2 separate regions of the Homo sapiens genome follow, and region 2 is linked to region 1. Evidence: chromatin contacts called from ENCODE Hi-C data. All regions are on one chromosome and are shown on one strand. Each heading gives the region's core, a stretch centred on a gene start or an enhancer-like site at or near the end of the contact. The rest is flanking DNA. Distances are from core to core; before and after follow the strand shown.

Evidence for each region. Hi-C counts contacts between places; a loop is a spot of excess contacts on that map. Pooled maps may share reads with other maps.
Region 2: a map with no recorded cell type shows a loop between it and region 1 (19-fold over the local background). The contact joins the promoter of LRP8 here to the promoter of ZYG11A in region 1. A Hi-C loop is called at or near these places in 2 of 37 single-sample maps with no recorded cell type and 5 of 50 pooled maps.

What each region holds. Positions count from the first base shown.
Region 1 is chr1:52,840,777-52,844,057 of GRCh38, reverse strand. It overlaps ZYG11A (zyg-11 family member A, cell cycle regulator), which reads right to left and starts at 1,298. Exons shown (of 14, transcript NM_001004339.3): 1 at 1,085-1,298. The coding sequence starts at 1,174. RefSeq lists an enhancer at 124-717 and a silencer at 1,219-1,548.
Region 2 is chr1:53,326,820-53,330,498 of GRCh38, reverse strand. It overlaps LRP8 (LDL receptor related protein 8), which reads left to right and starts at 2,429. Exons shown (of 19, transcript NM_004631.5): 1 at 2,429-2,710; 2 at 3,507-3,626. The coding sequence starts at 2,587. It overlaps LRP8-DT (LRP8 divergent transcript), which reads right to left and starts at 2,266. Exons shown (of 3, transcript NR_131923.1): 1 at 2,124-2,266. RefSeq lists enhancers at 1,993-2,222, 3,273-3,382 and silencers at 2,293-2,492, 2,563-2,712, 2,763-2,932, 3,448-3,679.

The DNA.
Region 1 (3,281 bases), core at 49-2,548:
TCGGTAAAATGGAGCCTAGCAAAGCCTACAAAAGACTAGGGGTTACCAGACTGCTTTAGAAAGGCGACACTTGGCCGGGCACGGTGGCTGACGCCTGTAATCCCAGCACTCTGGGAGGCCGAGGCGGGTAGATCACGAGGTCTGGAGTTCGAAACCATCCTGGCCAACATGGTGAAACCCCGTCTCTACTAAAAATACAAAAAATGAGTCGGGCATGGTGGCACGCGCCTGTAGTCCCACCTACTCGGGAGGCTGAGGCAGAAGAATCGCTTGAACCCCGGAGGCGGAGGTTGCAGTGGGCCCAGATCGCGCCACTGCACTCCAGCCTGGTGACAGAGCGAGACTCCGTCTCAAAAAAAAAAAAAAAAAGAAAGAAAGAAAAGAAAGGCGACACTTAACACACAGCAGGCGCTAAACACACATTCTTTGGGTTTGCATTTTGTCCAGAGCTAAGAGTAACAGGCATTCGGCAAAGGCTGGGGACGGGACGGGGACGGGGGCGGACGCGCGGAACTGAAAGAATCTCAGACTTCGGGTTCCAGTTCCCCCAGCCGGACTAAGCTACTCGCCCGGCCCCGGGCCCAAAGGCCTCAGGTGGTAACGGCCAAAGGGTCACCGCCTCCGCGGGGCGCTGCGTCCACAACACGGGTGGGGAAACGGTCAAGGTTTGCGGCGTTTGGGTTCATGACTGCAAAAACACCGTCCACTACGGGCCAAGCCGAGTGCCATGCCCTGCACCTACGTCTAAGCTCACAGCAGCCCGCACTGGGGCGAGGAATCCTGAGGAGGCTCGCCCCGGTCTCTGGGACTGGGCTCTCGCCGCGCTGCCTCAGGGCGCAAGTTCCACGCGCTTCGCCGGGCGCAGAAAAGCACCCCCCGCTCCGCGGCGCCCAGGCCGCCTCCCCCGACAACGCACCTCCGCAGCGACGCCTGCGCCTGGAAGGGGCTCGGCATCTAGACCGCAGCCCCGCGCGGGCCACACTCCCCAGCAAGTGCCTCGGCAGCGTCCCAGGAGACTCGCCGCGCTCGCCGGAGCTGGACGTGGCGCCGAGGTCCGCGTCGCCGCCCGCACCCCGGTGCTCACCTGTACCACGCAGCAGCCCAGGGCATCCTTCTGAGCGTCAGGAGGGACGATGTTCCGGGGCGTGTGGCCCGGGTGCAAGAAATGAACCATGGCAACCCCGGCGGCGGGGCGTCAAAAAGAGAGCCGGCGTCGAGCCGGAGCCCGGATCCCGCGAGAACCAAGCGGGCGGCTGCCAGGACGCGCCCACCACGCCTGCGAGGCACACGGAGCTAGCGCCGCGCCCTGCCGGCGAGCTTTTGAAATGCCCGGCGAGGCGACGCGCACGCGGGGGCCGGCCCGCCGCAGACCCCACCCCCCGGGCGGCCTCCTAGCCCCATCCGCCCTCCGACACGCCGCTGCCGGGGCCAACCGTTCTCCTCCCGCCTCCCCAGCCTCCCCAGCCTCCCCAGACCAACCTGCCACGACCCAGCCGCTCACCCACTCCTTCCCAGCCCTGCACCTCAGGGCTTGAGAGGATATTCCCCGAGGACCGGCTGTGTAGGTTTGGGGAATACTGTATATATATATACATGTACACACACACACACACACACACACACACACACACACACACATATTCATTATTTCTATATATGTATATATTTTTTAAAGCTTTCATACATTAAAATATATATTTCAAAGACTTTGCCCCTGAAAATCTGGCAACAGCACCTCTCTAACGGTCCTCTCTGTTTCAACTCCTTAGAGTATCTGGATAAATCAAATATAAAACGAATACAAAATATTGGCAAGTATCTACCAAAAAATCTATTTAGCTTTCTTGTTACTTAAAAAGTACTCGAGAAGACCCTTATAACCTGCTCCAAGAAAGAAACCCCGAGAGACCCTTCTAACTTTCTCCAGGAAAGAAACTCCACAAGTTAGTACACATTAGCTAATTTAAGAGAAAGCAATACCTTGGAAAAGGAAAGTTCTCAAGAGCATGAGCCTTGGAGTTTGAATCCTGAATTAGAATGCCCGCTCAGCCATCTAGTGTTTGAGAACCTGGAGCAAGATTCTTGATGTCTCTGAAGCTCAACTTCCTCATCAGTAAAATAGAATGAGAATGCTTTATCTCACAGACTTAATGTAAGGATTAAATAATGTATGTAAAACACATCACAATGCTTTTTACATAGTAAGTCCTTGATAAGTGGATTGGATTCAGATGTTAAAATTATTTTTAAGTACTTTGCCTAATGCTTTTCTTTCATTTATTTATTCTTTTATTTAATCCACTTACTACAAGAAGAAAAAAAATCCTGTGCTGTAGGTATCATCCCCATTTTTCTCACAGGGAAACTGAAGAACTGACAGGTTGAATAGACAACACGTTTTTTGGCCAGCTGATGAGTGGCCAACCTGGGAGTCAAAATTGAGTTTTCTTACTGCAAGTCCAATCAATATGCTTTTTTTTTTTTTTTTTTTTTAGACGGAGTCTCGCTCTGTTGCCCAGGCTGGAGTGCAGTGACGCGATCTCAGCTCACAGCAACCTCCGCCTCCTGGGTTCAAGTGATTCTCCTGCCTCAGCCTCCCAAGCAGCTGGGACTCCAGGCGCGCGCCACCACACCCGGCTAATTTTTGTATTTTTAGTAGAGACAGCGTTTCACCATGTTGGCCAGGATGGTCTAGATCTCCTGACCTGGTGATCCGCACGCCTCGGCGTCTCAAAATGTTGGGATTACAGGCGTGAGCCACCGTGCCCCCGCCAATATGCTTTTGTTAACGGTGGAGGGTGTTCATGTTCTTGGTGTCTTGAACAAAGAATTGGACAAAACGCACAAACAAGGAAGGAATGAAGGGATTTATTGAAAATGAAAGTACACTCCACAATGCCACAATGTGGGAGTGGGCCCGAGCACTGGGGCTCAAAGACCCCGTTACAGAATTTTTGGGAGTTTAAATACCCTCTACTTGGGGTATGCCCTATGTAAATGACGAGGATGAAGGAAAGTTACAGTCATTTCCTCGGCTTTTGCCCAATGGAGAGGATATTTCCTATTACAGCTGAAGTGTGAATTTCAGCAATTTTAACTTTAATATAGAACCTGGTAAGTTATGTTCTCATAAGGTTTGACTATTTCCAGCATATCTAGAGGTGTGGCCAACTGCATATGTCCCAGGCCTTACCGAGCTAGAAAACAGGCAAGTTAAACAATTTTCAAAAGCCAAGGAAGCAGTTTATGACCTTAAAGCATTTAGCAAACCTAATATTTGA
Region 2 (3,679 bases), core at 1,180-3,679, 490 kb before region 1:
TTTTCTTTCTTTCTTTTTTTTTTTTTGAGACAGAGTCTGGTCCTGTGGCCCAGGCTGGAGTGCAGTGGCGCGATCTCGGCTCACTGCAACCTCCGCCTCCCGGGTTCACGCCATTCTCTTGCCTCAGCTTCCTGAGTAGCTGGGACTACAGGTGCCCGACACCATGCCCGGCTAATTTTTTGTATTTTAGTAGAGACAGGGTTTCACCGTGTTAGCCAGGATGGTCTCAATCTCCTGACCTCATGATCCGCCCGCCTCGGCCTCCCAAAGTGCTGGGATTACAGGTGCGAGCCACCACGCCCGGCCTCTTTTCCTTTCTTTTCTTTTCTTCATCTGCTGCCTCTAGACTTCGGCCCACATACTAATCTTACAGTTGGAATGAACCTCAGAAATTCCTTATCTCTTCCATTTCCCAGATAAGAAAGTGAGACTGGGAGATAGGATTGACTTTCCTAAGACCACAGAGTGGAGGAGGAGGAGGGACTGAGTTGGATAGGTCAGTTTGGGCAGCAAGACGGGCTTCTATCTTTATCCCACAGTCCCAGGCACCATTGTGCTTGACACAGAATCCAAACTCCCAGCTGTGGCCTACAAAGCCCTGGTGATCAGGGCCTTGCCAACTCCCTCCAGCCTCACCTGAGGCACCCACTCCTTCCCTGTCATCAGGCCCCGGCCCACCTTGATTGCCATTCCCTTTGCCAAGAATGCCCTTCCGCCTGATCTTCATGGGTCAGGATCCATCTTGCCATTCAGTGAAATGTCACCTCCTCTGTGAGGCCTTGCCTGATCACCTCTACAGTTACCCCCATTGCTCTCACCTGGGTCTGTTTTGTTTTTTCCATAGAAGTTATGATGACCTGAAATAATCTTTTGTTTTCCTGCTTTTGTGTGTATCTCTTCCAACTAAGACATAACTGCAGGAGAGCAGGGAGGAACCTTATCTGTTTCCACTGTATCCTTGAGCCTTGAAGGGCGTTTGGCACATATAGGTGAAAGGACGCCTGCATTTCGTTGTCTGTGTGCTAATGGTCTGTCTCCCCACAGGTCAGGGACCTCTCCGGGGCTGGCACCATGCCTGATTCACCTTGGTACCCGCAGGCCCAGCACAGGGTTGGCACAGAACAGGGCCTGAAATGCTTGCTGAATGACTGAATGAACAAGGGACAGGAGGGGTGATGATGGCAGGAGCACCGTGCCGGGCTCTCTGGGGATCTAAGTCCCTTTCTGGTGGGGTGGCCACAGATATTGCCGCTGGGCTGCCCTTTGGGGGACTACGGCTCAGGAGGCTGCTGAGGAGACAGGGTGGTTTCCAGGCCAAGGGCTAACAGCACCTGCCCATCCGCGAGGGAGGTGAAGGGGCAAGAGGGGAGGGAGGGTGGACCTAACACTGGCTCTTGGCACCTGCAGGCCGGTTGTTTTGAGTGGCCAATGCCCTGGAATCTCATTCTCTAAAGAAGGTTGTGTGGGTTGGACCCGGCTCACAAGTCTGAGGCTGAAATCGAATCCCAGCTCGCTCTCCGCACCCATTCTCCCCAGTGTGGGTGAGGCGGGCTGCAGCCCTCCAGAGGAAGAGGTGCCTTCTCCTTCCTGCAGAAGACAGCAGGGGCGGACAGCGCGGGCCTAGGTGCGCGGCCCCTAGCGGCAGGGATGGCATCCCTTCCGTGCCCTCCCCTTCCCCCCCGCCCGGCCCGCCCCACAGACCTCGTCTTTCTCCATCACAGCGAGGATTCCTTGTCTTCCCTGCGGGCCCCCCCTGGTTGCCCCTCTGACTAGGGGCCTGGAGCGTACTTAACGACGATGAATAGTCTGTGCACCAGGCCCAATCCACCTGCCTCACGTCCCCATGATCACATGAGCGTGCAACATGCACAGATGCACATGGCACGGAAACCAAACCAGCCACAGGGATTTATAATATCCCAGCCGGAGCCCATGACAGGTGCAGGGGTCCAGCCCTGCGCCCCCAGCTTCTCCCTGCTCATCCACATCTTGGGATCTCACCCCTATCCCTCCCTCCCCCGCCCCACGCGCACACTGCACAGGCCTGTTCGTCCTGTAACATCATTTCCCCTCCCGCCCAGGCTCACTCCTAGACATCCCTCAGCCTCTGATCCGCCTGTCACCTCCTCCAGGAAGCCTCTGCTGCTTCCTCTGGACCTGCTACCTCCGTGGTGAGGGGCTCGCCTGGCCCATCCCTGCGTCTGCAGAGCCCAGCACTCAGGCGAGCCCAGAGCAGGGCCGTGGAGCGCCCGCTGAGAGAAGAGTGGACGAAAGACAGGAGGGAGGAGGGCGAGGAGGCGGCGGCAGGGGGAGCGTGGGGCGGAGGCGGCAGCGGGAGGGAGCGCGCGCGCTGGCGGCGGCCGCCCAGGGCCGGGGCCGCGCGCCCAGCCTGAGCCCGCCCCGCCGCCGAGCGTCACCGAACCTGCTTGAAATGCAGCCGAGGAGCCGGGGCGGGCGGCAGCGGCGGCGGCGGCGGCGGCGGGGGCAGCGGCAACCCCGGCGCCGCGGCAAGGACTCGGAGGGCTGAGACGCGGCGGCGGCGGCGCGGGGAGCGCGGGGCGCGGCGGCCGGAGCCCCGGGCCCGCCATGGGCCTCCCCGAGCCGGGCCCTCTCCGGCTTCTGGCGCTGCTGCTGCTGCTGCTGCTGCTGCTGCTGCTGCAGCTCCAGCATCTTGCGGCGGCAGCGGCTGATCCGCTGCTCGGCGGCCAAGGTGCGTGCAGCCGGTCTCTGACTCGGCTCTGCTCCGCCCTAGCCACCAACAAAGCGCGGCCGGGAGGCCGGAGCGGGGAGGGGTCCAGAACCCGGGGCTATCGGGGGCTCCCGGGCGGACAGGCTCCACGCGAAGCGGCTATTCCTGAATTTGCCCTCGGCCCCCCGCCCCCGCGGGCCTCGGTGTTGAGGGCTCTGCCCTCTGGGCAGCGGATCTTGGGGGAGGGGTGCAGGGGGGCTTGGCCAGCGGGGAACTTTGCCGGAGGGGCGGCCATTCATGGTTCCGGATGAGCTGTGTGATTCTCGCCGTTGGGGTTTATTTGACACGCGCGCTCCGCGGCGGTAATGAGCAGAGCCGGGCGGCTTCTCCGCTTGACAATGCGTTTCCGCAGACCCCTGCGCGCGGCGGAGAGAGAGGGGGCTGCCTGCCAGGGTGATGTGCCTGCGGCTCCCACTGCGCCTGGCGCGCGGGCGCGGGGACTCCCTATGGGCTGTATCTGAGCAGATCTCTGACTATGGGTCGCGTGTGCGGGTGAGTGCGTCTGAATGGAGGGTATACCCAGGTCGTGTGACACTTTAAGTAGGTGCCTGGTCTCGCCGTGCCACCGAGCGGCCCGACATCCACGGAACCCCTGCCATCGTGCCCTCCCTTTGGATGGAGTGTGCCTGAAGCCCCCGGGGTCTCCATAATCGCCCCCTTTCCTCCTCCCCAGCGGGTCCTTCCGGGTGGCCCGGACTGCATGGTGGGGAGTGGGGCCGAGTCCGCTGATCCAGCTCACGCTCCCTCCCCCTCGCAGGGCCGGCCAAGGATTGCGAAAAGGACCAATTCCAGTGCCGGAACGAGCGCTGCATCCCCTCTGTGTGGAGATGCGACGAGGACGATGACTGCTTAGACCACAGCGACGAGGACGACTGCCGTGAGTGGCGGGCCAGGGAGCTCAGACCCGGGGAGAGAAAAGGAACGGTGGGG